Regions from separate parts of the Homo sapiens genome. Here region 1 is linked to region 2. The links are chromatin contacts, found by Hi-C or POLR2A ChIA-PET in ENCODE. All regions are on one chromosome and are shown on one strand. The core of a region is the stretch at or near the end of the contact, and the rest is flanking DNA. Distances in the headings are between cores, read along the strand shown.

What was found. A loop is a pair of places that touch in the nucleus more often than their neighbours do. ChIA-PET counts read pairs that join two places held with the same protein, here RNA polymerase II (POLR2A). Pooled maps may share reads with other maps.
Region 1: a pooled map shows a loop between it and region 2 (8-fold over the local background). The contact joins the promoter of PSMA1 here to the enhancer-like site in region 2. A Hi-C loop is called at or near these places in 8 of 50 pooled maps. POLR2A ChIA-PET finds 5 or more read pairs at or near these places in 5 of 52 experiments (H1, HEK293, Panc1 and 2 more).

The regions. Positions count from the first base shown.
Region 1 is chr11:14,515,321-14,522,725 of GRCh38, reverse strand. PSMA1 (proteasome 20S subunit alpha 1) reads left to right here and starts at 2,340. Exons shown (of 10, transcript NM_002786.4): 1 at 2,340-2,429; 2 at 3,685-3,729; 3 at 4,745-4,846; 4 at 4,981-5,084. The coding sequence starts at 2,427. RefSeq lists enhancers at 2,209-2,398, 1,933-2,547.
Region 2 is chr11:14,412,211-14,419,525 of GRCh38, reverse strand. No RefSeq gene overlaps it. Among named protein-coding and RNA genes, the nearest start is that of RRAS2, 57 kb to the right of the region's middle. Within about 2 kb of position 4,190, at least 5 of the 41 ENCODE cell types and tissues checked have a DNase peak (open chromatin) inside an H3K27ac peak, as active enhancers do.

The DNA.
Region 1 (7,405 bases), core at 1,091-3,590, 110 kb before region 2:
TCAGTAAGAAAATGATTAACACAATAATATGAGGAAAGGAATGAAGTGGCAATCCACTAAAGTAACATAAACAGCCAAGAAATACAACAAAAGATTTTTTTACTAGTAATAAAAAACTATAAATAAAATTAAAAATTAAAGAAACAGGTTTTCTTTTTTGGCCTATCAAATTGATAAAAGTAAAAAGTACTTATAATATCCAGTGTTGGTAAGAATACAGAGAAAACTGACTCTCAGGCAGCGTAGAATATTAAATGGATATAACTTTTTTTGCAACTCAGCCATATTTATCATAACTGTAAATGTAAGTTCCCTTTGACCCCACAATTCTACTTCTATGAATTCTTCATCAGGTAAGGTAATTATGCACACAATAGGTGTGTATGTACAAGAATATTCATTATAGTATTTTTATGATACCAATAACTTGGAAACAATTGAATTGCACACTAATAATTAAGCAAATTATTATATTTCCATACAATAAAATACTATGCGACTATTGAAAATAATATAGACCATTACTTATGGACATATGATAGCTATAACTTTTTAAGTGTATTAATAAAAACAGTATCATCTTATTTTTAAAAATTGTATATTTATTACACATCTGTGTGAGGCATGTGACTAGAGAGATATATATGGAAAGAATTTTCAAAATGTTTATGTAGTATATGACAATTTTTAAATGAGCATTTATTTAATCAGTTAGCACTATTTATAAACACTTAATATGTGCTACGCATTGTGCTAGGTCCTGGAGAAACGAAAGAGAACAATCTATTAATTTAATCTGTTAATTTAGTCCACCAAATCAACAGTGTTTTTCAGAAATACGACAATAACCAGTGTTGATGAATTAGAGAAGGTAACCTCATATACTACTGTTGAGAGTATATGTTGGTAAAACATTTCTGGAGAACAATTTAGTACTTTGTTTTTTGTTTTTTTTTTTTTGAGATGGAGTCGCACTCTGTCGCCCAGGCTGGAGTGCAGTGGCACGATCTCAGCTCACTGCAACCTCCGCCTCCCGGGTTCAAGCGATTCTCCTGCCTCAGCCTCCTGAGGCACGCCACCACGCCCGGCTAATTTTTGTATTTTTAGTAGAGACGGGGTTTTACCATGTTGGCCAGGATGGTCCGATCTCCTGACCTCGTGATCCACCCGCCTCTGCCTTCCAAAGTGTTGGGATTACAAGCGTGAGCCACCGCGCCCGGCTTTTTTTTTTTTTGAAACAGAATCTCTATTGCCCAGGCGGGCTGGAGTGCAACGGCGCGACCATGGCTCACTGCAACCTCGATCTCCCTGGCTCAAGAGATCCTCCCACATCAGCTTCCCGAGTGGCTGGGACCACAGGCCCATGCCAACATGCCCAGCCTTTTTTTTTTATTATTCTTATTCTTATTCTTATTCTTATTATTATTGTAGCGACGAGGTCCCACTGTATTAAAATAATATAGTGATCTCAAACTCCTGGGTTCAAGCGATCCTCCGCCCTCGGCCTCCAATAGCGCTGGGATTACAGGCGTGAGCCACCACACCCAGTCTCTTTTTTACAAAGAATATAAATAGCCGGTGGATGTCAGACTATTTCGTTATGGAAAGATGCTCTCAAAAGACGAAATAGATAAATCGAAAGAAAGTGTCCATTTTTTCTCAGTGGCCTAATCTGTCAGGTACCATGCTTGGTTTTGGGGGCATAGAAAGACATTAGCGCCCTCATGGAGTTCAAAGTCTGGTGGAAGAAATCAATCATAATAACAATGAGGGGTTAACGACAACAGACCCTTGAAAGATAACATCTCCAGGGAATAAGGAAGAGCATTCCAAAGTATTTTGCCAAATGGCAAAAACCGCAGTTACTTTTGCACCAACCTTAATGCAAATAAAAGCATGTACACAAACAAGATACTCGAGGAAGAATACAGCTGACACACAGAAACGGATCGTTATCTTGTGGCTTTCCTGCAGCCTCGTTCCTTTCAGTCACATAACACCCCAAATCTGTGGACGGTTAATGAGAGCTAGTATCACCCAGAGTCACGGCTGTTGACTCGGACGACTTTAGATGCAGCCCGCCAGCGGGAGAAACTGGAGGGAATCCGCCATACACAGGAACCTAGAAGGGCTACGTGACAGGGGCTGCCCCGCAGCTCTCAGCCGCCGGCACTCCCAGCCAGGTTTTCCCGCCAGTCTCAGTTCCTAGATCTTCCGAGGCTCCGCCCGCCGCCGAGCGGTCGGAAAGTTTTAAGGAGGGGGAAGTGTTGCAAGCCTATCGATATCTCTGGAATAGACTGCGCTACCCTGCGCCGCCGCCGTCAAACTCCCGCAGACTTCTCTGTAGATCGCTGAGCGATACTTTCGGCAGCACCTCCTTGATTCTCAGTTTTGCTGGAGGCCGCAACCAGGCCCGCGCCGCCACCATGGTACGTTGAATCCCGATCTCTGGAAGGTTTAGGGCAGAGCTCTGGTGACTGGGGGATGACGAGCCACCTCTCCTGTCATCCTTAGCGTCGCCCGGTGCCACGAGGTATGAGAGCCTCGGCAGACGGCCGGGCTCCGGCAGTGATTCAGCATCTCCGGCCTGGCCGGGCTAGGGGTTATCGGTAGCCAGTGCGGCCTTTCCACCGCTTTCGCTTCCCGGGGAGCCTCCGACACTTCCTCCTCGGTCAGCTAGATGAGTTCGCCCCTCAGGTTCCTTCAGTGGAGTAGATTCTGAGCGGTCCAGAATAGCTCCTAGTGCTGTGTATGGGAGAGGAGAAGACAGAGACTTGACTTGGAGGCCTACCTGTACCACCAGTGCGGACTTGACCCCCAGGTTTGTGTTCCTGGACAGCGTCCGTTTTCCTGGTGGGTCCGTCTATTTATCTCTCGCCTAGACTTCGATTAGAAGAGGCCCTTTTCAATCATTTTGTCCAGTCACCTAGTTGCGGATGAGTAAGCCGAGGCTGAGAGGGGAAGTGATGGAATCAGGGTTACAATATAGGGTTCTGGGTTTCCAGTTCTGTCTGCCATTCTAGCACTCAATCTCACTCCCATGACTATTATTATAATAGTCGTAATAGCCGTAATGGTTCTATCGCTGCAGCTATTTGTGTCCACCTCTAACTTTGTGAGGACATTTTTGTTCATTCAATGTGAATATACAGACAGCACTTGTACAGGCATAACTACAGTGAACATTAAAAAATAAGTCATACATGTCCCTAATCATAAAAACAGAAAGGGACGTTTAGATAAAGAGCTGTGGGAGTATATGTTAGGGGGATTTGGGAAGAAAAGGAGAAGACTTCAAGAAATCGACATTTAAGCTACCTTAAAGAAAAGGAAGACTTTTAACCATTTATTAGGGCCCAATAAAAGGGAGCAGCATAAGCAAAAATAGGCAAGAAAGTTGATTGTGAACTTTAGTAATTGAGCCTAAAGGGGTTGATATGGAGGGTGTTAGAATAAGAGTTTGGAAAAATAGGACCCATTTAGATCTGCTTCTCCCTCTCCCACGAGTTTATGGTAAATGTAGAATTGGCTTACATCTGAGTACAGTAGTAATCTTCCAGTAAGACTGCATGAACAGAGTGCCTTAACATTGAATGGAAATACAAGCATATTTCTTAATGAATGTTAAGAGTTGGGATTTGAAATGTTCTTCTATTAACAGGTATTTTTTTCTTTTACTTTTAGTTTCGAAATCAGTATGACAATGATGTCACTGTTTGGAGCCCCCAGGTAAAATAATGTTTTTAAACCTTTTCTGTGAAGTGGCTTTTTGTGGCTGCAATATATTTAGAAACTTGTGAGAGCGTAGGCTTGGGGAAAATGGAATATAATTATTTTAGACGTTCTTGGAAGTTGCATTTATAATTAAAATAGGTTTCCTGATGGACCTAGAGGACATTATGTTAAGTGAAATAAGCCAGAAACAGAAAGAAAAATGTTTCATGCTCTCACTTATATGTGGAATCTTTTGTTTAAAAGGGCAAATATATATATAGAGAGAGTAAAACAGTGGTTACCAGGGTAGGGGGTGGCAGTGGGGAGGAAAAAAGAGGAGATACAAAGTAGCAAATATGTAGGTTGAGCAAGTGGAAAGATCTAATGTACAACATGAAGACTACAGTTAATAATGCAGGTAGTGTTTTGTATTCAAGATTTTTGTTAAATGAGTAGTTTATAGCCCTTGCCACAGCAGAGGAAAATGGGTAACTATGTGAGACAACGGATGTGTTCATTCTGCGATAGTGACCCTACTATATATGTGTATCTTATAACATCATGTTGCATACGTTAAATATACACAAGAAAATTTATTTTAAAAGAAGCTTTCAGCCGGGTGCAGTGGCTCATGCCTGTAATCCCAGCACTTTGGGAGGCCAAGGAAGGTAGATTGCTTGAGTCTTGGAGTTCAAGACCACCCTGAACAACATGAAACCCGGACTCTACAAGAAATACAAAAATTAGCTGGGCGTGGTGGTGCTTGCCTATAGTCCCAGCTACTGTGGACAGTGAGGTGAGAGGACTGCTTGAGCCTAGGAGGCAGAGGTTGTACTGAGCTGAAGATTGTGCCACTGCACTCCAGCCTGGGTGACAGAGTGAGAACCTGTCTCAAAAAAAAAAAAAGGTCTCTTGATTAAAAAAAAAATCAGTTGAGATTTAACTGTGCTCACCTGATATTTGAAAACCCTAATTTTTAATTTATAAAAGATCTTCTAAGATGTGTGTTTTTTGTTTTTTTTTTCTTTAGGGCAGGATTCATCAAATTGAATATGCAATGGAAGCTGTTAAACAAGGTTCAGCCACAGTTGGTCTGAAATCAAAAACTCATGCAGTTTTGGTTGCATTGAAAGTAAGTACAGTAATAAATATGTCTTCCTCTGTAGAAAACAATGTAAATTTCACCATAGAAAATAAGGTTGTAAACTTATTTTTACATTTGTCTCTTTTTTTTTTTTTTTTACATCTTATAATGTCTCTATTTAGAGGGCGCAATCAGAGCTTGCAGCTCATCAGAAAAAAATTCTCCATGTTGACAACCATATTGGTATCTCAATTGCGGGGCTTACTGCTGATGCTAGACTGTTATGGTAAGTATAATCATGAAAAATAAACATCCTTTTTGTTTCATAATTGATTAGTTTTCTCAAAAAGATCCAGATAAGGTATTTTAGGAAGTTGTCTGCCAAAGTTCTTGTAAATTAAGATTATGAATACCTTGGTGGTTTTGAGTTTGTTATTAAATTTTCCATTTTTTGATCCCTGTAGGAGTAACTAATAAGATTAAACATTAGCACTTTTCAGAAGTCACTGAGTAATGTGATGTTTGTTAATACAATGTATATCGTTTGAGACCCTGTTATGTCTAAGAAGAACGTGATACTTTTGTCTGGTTTCTAAGGACAAGCTGAACCACACTTGTTTTCTTTGTGCTTGTTTTCTTCAATACATCAGTATTTATTAGACATTTATTTTTTGCAATGCTCAATACTGGATACTGCAGGGTATACATAAGTGACTCAGACATGGATCTTGTCTTAAGGGAACTTGAAGGCAAGTTTATCTATAAACTCAAATGTAGTTTATCTATAATATAACAGAAAAATTTCTGTGAGAGTCTAGAAGAGACAGATTATTTATGGTTAAAAGGCAATACATAAATGAAGAGATAGGGCTTTGAAATTGCACATATTGAGTTCTCACCTTCACCACTTAGTATCTGAGATTTGGCTAAATACCTAAACACTGAATTTTTTCCAGTGTTTTCTTTATCAAGGCTATTTTTAAATGTTATTTATTTATTTTTTTGAGATGGAGTCTCACTCTCACCCAGGCTGGAGTGCAGTGGTGTGATCTCAGCTCACTGCAACCTCTACCTCCCAGGTTCAAGCGATTCTCCTGCCTCAGCCTCCCGAGTAGCTGGGATTACAGGCACCCGCCACCACGCCTGGCTAATTTTTGTATTTTTAGTAGAGACGGGGTTTCGCCATGTTGGCCAGGCTAGTCTTGAACTCCTGACCTCAGGTAATCTGCCCACCTCAGCCTCCCAAAGTGCTGGGATTATAGGTGTGAGCCACTGCACCCAGCCTATTTTTAAATATTTTAAATTGCCTACTGTAAACCACTAACACAGAGCCTTTCAGGTATTATGTGAGTATGTGTGTTGTGGATGGCAGGTAGTTAGCTAAAACTAATCTTGTAAATTTGTGATTTGATTAGGAAAGAAAGAATATAAATTATAAGGGTGGGCCTGGCACAGTGGCTCCTACCTATAATTCTAGCTCTTTGAGAAGCTTAAGGTCAAGAATTTGAGACCAGGGCAACATAGTGAATCCCCATCTCTACAAAAAATTTTAAAACTTAGCTGGGTGTGGTGGCACACACCTGTTGTCCTAGCTACTCAAAAGGCTGAGGTGGGAGGATTGCTTGAGCCTAGGATTTCAAGGTTGCAGTGAGCTATGATAGTGCCACTGTACTCTAGCGTAGGCAACAGAGTGAGACCCTATTCTTTTTTTTTTTTTTGAGACGGAGTCTCGCGCTGTCGCCCAGGCTAGAGTGCAGTGGTATGATCTCGGCTCACTGCAACCTCCGCCTCCAGAGTTCAAGGAATTCTTCTGCCTCAGCCTCCCGAGTAGCTGGGACTACAAGCATGTGCCACCACACCCGGCTAATTTTTGCATTTTTAGTAGAGACGAGGTTTCACCATATTGGCCAGGCTGGTCTAGAGCTCCTGACCTCGTGATCCACCTGCCTCGGCCTCCCAAAGTGCTGGGATTACAGGCGTGAGCCACAGCACCTAGCCGAGTGAGACCCTATTCTTAAAACAACAGCAGCAGCAAAAACAGTGTAAATAGTAATGCTATGGTTTAAGAATTTCAGGCTGAGCATGGTGTCTCATGCCTGTAATCCCAGCACTCTGGGAGGCTGAAGCGGGTGGATCACCTGAGGTCCGGAGTTCAAGACCAGCCTGGCCAACATGGTGAAACCCTGTCTCTACTAAAAATAAAAAAATTAGCTGAACGTGGTGGCAGGCACCTGTAATCCCAGCTACTTGGGAGGCTGAGGCAAGAGAATCGCTTGAACCCAGGAGGCAGAGGTTGCAGTGAGCTGAGATCATGCCATTGCACTCCAGCCTGGGCAACAAGAGCGAAACTCAGTATTAAAAAAAAAAAAAAAGAATTTCAATTTACTCAGCCAGTCCCTTGCTCTAAGTCAGCAATATAATGACAGCCTTAAGGGTTTCCACCTACTCTTCAAAATGGAAAATGTATTATATTATCAAACATTTTATTTAACCCAATCTATAAAATATTGCCATGCCAACACATAATCAATATAAAAACTTTATTAATGAGTTATTGCACGTTTTTAGGTACTAAGTCTTTGAAATTTGGTATGTTATTTTGTACTT
Region 2 (7,315 bases), core at 2,941-5,440:
AGCAGCTCTAATTGCTGTGATTGGATGCAAACATGGAGCTGTGAAGTACTTTCACATGGAAAAAAAATCCTGAGAATGCAGCTACACAAGAGCAAGTTATAGAAAGAGATGTAATTTTGAGAATAATATTGTTGGAAATCCTTGGATCTTAGATTCAGTGATTCCTGAAGCTGGAGGTAATCTTAAGCCCGGCTTCCTGACACACTCACTGGTAAGTGGAGTTGGATAGCCATAACTGACTTAGACTAATTGGGATCTAAGAGGATCCACCTCTGGAATTAGAGATTGAGCCCAGCTTTCTCCTGATCACATGCCTGGGGCAAATTAATTCTGCCCCCTACCCACATTCTTTTTTTACTTCTTAAACTAGTTTGAGTTGGGTTTCTGTAATATATAATTGAAAGATACAAACGCATCCTCAATTTGTTTATAAACTTCCAGAGGACAGAAGCCTGATCTTTTTAACCATATAACTCCTTAGGGTGTAGCACAGTTCCTGATAAGACAGAGGGTGCTCAAGGTGTGATGTTTGATGGATGGATGCTCACTTCATTCAATCCCACTTTTCCTGAGCACCTACGATGAGCTAAGCTGAGCACGGGAACCACAAGGAATAACCGATCGAAGTGCTTGCCCTCAAGGAGTTCTGAGTTTAGTAAAAGGAGAAGGTATGAAAACAAACATATTATAAAATAACCTGGGCTATAATAGAAATCTGAACACATTTCTGTGGGATCCCAGAAGGTTGGAGATCTGGGGAGCTGGGAATGTGGGGAAGCTTCTTAGAGGAGAAGATAGATCTGAGTCGAGTTCTTAACAAAAAGAAGCTCCTAGGCAGAGAATGGCCGGGCGCGGTGGCTCACGCCTGTAATCCCAGCACTTTGGGAGGCCAAGGCAGGAGGATCATGAAGTCAGGAGATCAAGACCATCCTGGCTAACACAGTGAAACCCGTCTTTACTAAACATACAAAAAAAATTAGCCAGGCGTGGTGGCAGGCACCTGCAGTCCCAGCTACTCGGGAGGCTGAGGCAGGAAAATGGTGTGAACCTGGGAGGCAGAGCTTGCAGTGAGCCGAGATCGCACCATTGCACTCCAGCCTGGGTGACAGAGCGAGACTCCGTCTCAAAAAAAAAAAAAAAAAAGTTCCTAGGCAGAGAAAAACTGTCCCAGGGATGAGGTTCCAGGCGGAGATAGCAATATTATATAATTATATTAATATAATTAATAATATCTCTATCTCCTCTTCTTCCTGGGACTTCTTCACAATCTCCTTCCTGTTTTCCTCTGCCTCACATATGGATGGAATCACTACAGTGATTAAGAGCACAGGCTCTGAGTTCTGACAGATTTTCATTCTGCAACTTAACCACCCAAATGACCTTTAGCAGAATCACTTGTGTCTTACAAATAAGCACAGTAGTTGCATTTGCCTTGTAAGGTTGTTTAGAACATTTTTAAAAATTACCAGTATAAAGTGTGAGCCTCCACAAGCCAATTCTCAAGAAATGTTAGCTGCTATTATTTTTATTGTCAGTTAAGAACCTTTAAGGACCAGGGAACAGAAAACCTAACTCGAACTGGCTTAAACAGTAAGGAGATTCTTCACAGTACATAATGGGGAGTGTTGAAGTAGAGCAGGCCCCAGGCATGGAATAATCGGGGCTCTGACTCCATTTCTCTGTAGTGCTCCCAGCTCTGCCCTCTTCTTTGTATTGGCTCTGTCTACAGGCTAGCTTCCCTCATTGTCCAGAGACGGCTGTGTCACTGTGTCCTGAGCAACTGTGACAACATGCTTCCTTGTTCACATTCATCTAACAGAGAAAAAAATCTCCTCCCCAAACAGAAATATAAACCCTTCCTTTCAATATGCTTAGGCTAGTTTAGGGTATGTGCCTGCTTCTGGACCAATGACAGTGATCAGGGGGATTCCCTATGTTGATTGGCTTAAGCCTGGCTTCCTAACACACTCACTGGTAAGTGGAGTTGGATAGCCATAATTGACCTAGACTAATTGGGATCTAACAGGATCCACCTCTGGGATTAGAGATTGAGCCCAGCTTTCTCCTCATCACACGGCAGCATCTTGGCAAAGGGAGAAGGGTTCTGTGAGAGAGAAGGAAGGAATAACTGGATGTTGGCTGGACAATCAACTGCATCTTTTGTGATGATTCCTATTGCATTTTTTTGCATGTGAGTTCACATGGGTCTTTTAAGGCCATGGCTCAAATGGTTCCTTCCTGGTGAGGCTGACAATGGAATCAGCTACAGAGAATAGCACATGGCTCCCACCTCTCTCCCTCATTCCTCTCCTCTGCGCTTCCTGTCGCCCTCGCTCAGCATTAGTTTTATCTAAAGTTTTATCACCACCTGACATGTCATACTTTTAGCTTTACTTGTTTATTATGTCTTCTCCCTCTAAAATATAAATTACATGAGAGTAGAGGTTTGGAGTTGTTCAGTTTTGTACTTCTAATGTCTAGAAGAGTCCTGGCCCACAGTATGCACAACATAACAATTTGTTGAGTGAATAAAGTCTTCTAATCAGAGCCAGACTCCTTGGATCATCTCAGAGGTTGTCACCCAGCTATGGGGCCTGGGAATGGTCTCTGCTTTCACAGCTTCGTTTCTCCTCTTTCTGCTCTGTCTCTCTATCTATTTGCCCCTTGTCTATTCCTCAGTCTCTCTAATATCCATCTGCTGAGTAGGCTCATATTTGTCATTTTGCTTTCTTCCTACACAGCATTGATTGCAAATCTTTTTCTTCTCCCTTTTCATGCTGACTACCTCTTATTCTCTACATGCAAAATATTAAATATTTTGTGTTCAAATAAAGCTAAAAGAGCTGAGTGACCCTTATATCCTGCAAATATTTAAGACAGGACATCTCATTTTTTTGAGAACTTCATTTATGTTTTTACATACGTGTTTGAGAAATCCATACGGAGTGTATTACTGTAGGTGCTTCCATGTCTACCATTCCATGGCTTCCCGGATTTGTATCCTCTTTTTTTTTTTTTTTTTGAAACAGGGTCTCACTCTGTCACCCAGGCTGAGTGCAGATGTGTGATCATGGCTCACTGCAGCCTCGACCTCCCTGGCTCAAGTGATCCTCCCACCTCAGCCTCCTGAGTAGCTGGGACTACAGGCCCACACCACCACACCCGGCTAATTTTTTATTTTTTGTAGAGATGGAGTCTTGCTGTGTTGCCAAGGCTAGTCTAAAACTCCTGGGCATAAGTGACCCTTCCACCTTGGCCTCCCAAAGAGCTGAGATTATAGATGTGAGCCACTGTGCCTGGCCCTGGGTTTGTAACCTCTTTGAAGTCCTCTTTAGTATGAATATTTTTAAATTTTAAGAGAAAAGCCTCTGCTTTCTCCCATACCACTCCCACCCTAAAATCTGTCTGCCTCTAGTAAGGGACATGTAAGAAGGCATTGTTTTCTTATGTGATATTTTCTGACTGTAGGACTGGACAAAGGAACAATGATAAAAATAACAATAGAAAATATGTATTTGTCTAGCACTTTACAATAAACTGTTACCATTGTTCTTTTCTTAATTATAAAATTCATATGAGCTTACAAAATATTACTTTTTTTTTTTTTTTTTTTTTTTTTTTTAGCAAGGCTCTGTCTCCCAGGCCAGAGTGCAGTGGCACAGTTTGGGATCACTGCAACCTCTGCCTCATTGGTTCAAGCGATTCTCCTGCCTCAGCCTTCCAAGTAGCTGGAACTGTAGGAGTACGCCACTACGCCCGGCTAATTTTTGTATTTTTAGTAGAGATGGGGTTTCACCACGTTGCCCAGGCTTGTCTCAAACTCCTGACCTTAAGTGATCCTCCTGCCTCAGGTTCCCAAAGTGCTGGGATTACAGGTGTGAGCCACTGCACCTAGCCTACAATTTTTTTTAGTGGGATCGCATTGCACCATGGTGTTATTGGGCTTTCAGAGACTGAGAGAGGTTATCTAATAGATATGGCTAGGAGGTGGAAGAGCCAGAACTAGAACCTGGGCCCTGTCATCCCAAAGCCTTTGCTCTTCTCAGTGCCCCCGTTCCAGGCATTCAACTTGGCCTTCGCCTCCCTCTCTGATGATGTGAACGTGTAAGTGGGTGTTAGTTGTTAGGCTTACTTGATGACTCAGAACAGCTGCCTTCCCCTCTGAGGTCGGGGGTAACCCCAGGTAGGTACTGCCCACCCAGGAGCCTGTGGCTTCCTGCCTTCTTCAGTTCAAGGGTTTATCAGATAAGGCGGAGCCTTAAAATGCTCATATTTCCCAGAACACATAGTTTGATTTGACAAGCACAGGCTGCAAAGACTGACCAGAGGACAGGGAGTGTGTGGTCATGGGTAAATAGCAGTGGAGACTGGAAGAGTCCAGGGCTAACAGCCTCTTCCTCCAGTCCAGCATCTGTACCCCCAGGGCCTCAGTATCTATAACTAGTGAGCCTATGTCCCCAGATAGGGGTCCCTCCTCCACCAGAAAGTGAACTTTAGAAAGCCAGATGGTCTCAGCCCTCACAGGCTTCCAGGAAACCTCAACAATTCTAAGAAGACCCCATTTCCTGCTTCACACCCAGAGCCTGAGTCTTTGGTGGGGAAAGGGAGGGAAGCCTGTGCCACCCCCTGCTCCCTCCACCTCCGATCCTTGCCCTAGGCAACCCCTCTGTTTGAACAACTTCTCATAGAGACAGCACATCTCTATGGGGTGTTGAGAGGGGGCCTCCCAGCTTATCCAGACTCTAGGATCCCCCTCTTCTCTGGGATACCTTTCACACCCATGTCTCCTAACCCAGATCCTTCTGTTACTCCCGAGCTAAAGACAGGCCCTAGAGGTGAGCCAAAGCAACTGACAGCCCTAAAGGCATTTCAATGTGGTTATGACATTTAATAAATCAATGTTTCCCCGTATGGAAGTCATATAGCATTGGTAGGACAGAAAATAATTTTAAGTTTCCACATGAATATCAGCATTAAAGAATATTTAATTACCCCCTTTTTCATTCCTTTTCAATACTTTTGATTATATCAAGAAGAATGTCTCCATTAGGTGCTAGTAGTTCTTTAACATCCCTCTGATACCAGTAAGACTCACCATGAAGAAAAGAAGAGAGGGCATAAATAAATAATATTAAAAATAAAAACAGGATTATAGCAAGCACTTTCTATATAATGTTTTAAAAGATAACCTTTCAAAAGCAACAACATTGTTTACGTGTAGAAATAAATCTCATAAAAGATGTACGCCTAGTCTTTATCAAGAAAATTATATAATTTTAATGAAAACTATAAAGTAAAACCTAAACAAATAAGATCCAGCATGGATGGGAAGAAAACTCAATATGATAAAGATGTCAGTTCTTCCAAATTATTCTAGAAATTTAATGCAATCCCAATCAATATTCTGAATGTGTGTGTGTGTGTGTGTGTGTGTGTGTGTGTGTGTGTGTTTAATTTTTCTAGCTGATTCTAAAACTTATTTGGAAGACCAAACAGAGCTGCTATTTTATATTTTATATAGGGTGGCCTGGGAAGGCCCTTCTGAGGAATGATGTGTGAGGAATGAAGCATTCTAGGTAGGTTGAGCCAAGGCTTTGAGGTAGCAGCTTGCTTGGAATGTTCCAAGAATACGAGGTCAGTGTGGCTGACTGAATGAATGGCAGAAATGAGGTCAGAGAAGTAGCCAGGGGCCAGATGACATGGGGCCTTGTGGACTGCGGTAAGAGCTCCGAAATTTACTCTGTAATGGGAGGCTGTTTGATTTTTTGAGCAAAGAGTGATCCAATTTAATTTGAACATTAAAAATGTTTGAAAGAGCTGAAAATATTAAGTAAGCCTCTGTGTGGGCGGTATGGAAATGCAGTTAAAACTGTGAAGGAGGCACATGAATGACTGAAATTTTGAAAATTCTGCATGAAGTAATTCCTTAAGTCACAGATTTGGTCTTTCTAATTTAGCTGAGCCCAAACAGAATGGGAAAGGAATCTGAGTTCTTGGAGCCAATGCTGACAAATGTGTGGGAGGGGCAGGCCAGGCCCAAATCTTCTTCCTGCTGCTTTGGCTCATGGTGGATGTCCCAGGGAATCCCCCCAGTGGCTGGACCTCCAATTACAGCCTCCCAGAGAGTGAGTCCAAAAAGCAGCTACTCTGAAAAACATCACAGACCTCAAAACTAGTGAGATTTAAAGAAGGTTAGAGCTGAATGGGACTCCAGAGAGAATAATAAAAATGAGAAATTATAATAACACGTGCATGTCCCTAAAGACAATCATTATCTTCTCTCAAAAACTGTTCCTTCTCTGGCATTCCCTAGTCCAGTAAATGGCACATTATTCACTCAGTCAGCCAACAAAGTTTTATTAAGCCTATACTATATGTCAGTATTGGATTCTCTCTAACAAGCAAAATTGACATAGGCTCTGCCCTCATGGAGCTACCAGTCTGATATGGGGAGAGAGACAGTAAACAAGTTATTACAAAACACTTAGCACTGTGAAAGAAATAAATAGAGTAGTGTGGTAGAGCAAGGATCAGCAAACTAAACAGAGGTCATATATGGCTTACTGTCCTTTTTTTGTAAATAAAATTTTATTGGAACACAGACATACTCATTTGTTTATATATTGTCTATGCTTGCTTTCATGCTACAATGGCAAGTTTGAGTAGCTTGTAACAGAGACTTATAGCCTTCAAAGCCTAAAATAGTTACTATCTGGCCATTTACAGGATAAGTTTGCCTACCACTATTATAGAAGATAATGGGATTATTGGTGAATGACAAACAAAATTAAAACAAACAAAAACAAAACAAAAGAAGATAATGGGGGAGCCGGTCTCCCAGTAATGTCCAATAGAACTTTCTGAAATGATGGCAGTGTCCTGTATCTGTGCTGTTCATTATGGTAACCACCAACCACATGTAACTATTGGATTTGTCGCACTTGGGTTTAGCTTCCCACTTCCACTTCTCCAGTCAGTTTTGGCCAAAGGGTGATAGGGTCACATGGTAAAAACAGGGCTTCCCTTAGCTGCCTTTTGCAGAGACAAGGAGCGGAGTATTTACCCTTAGGAAGGGCTGTGGGTGTAACAGTGGAGTTAGTTGATGTGTTAACTACCATCCTGTAATGTCTGCATTAGCTAGGTGCCCGAATCTGTGATGCTATGATTCTCCCTGAGGCTTTGGCTCTTGGGGGGCCTGGATCTGTGACCTAAATTAACTCCCTCTATAGCCAGAAGTTCCCAGATGGTTATGATTGCTTGGTTGGGGCAAACACATTCTTTTCCCTCCATGCCCCCAACCAGACCTCCTCTATTC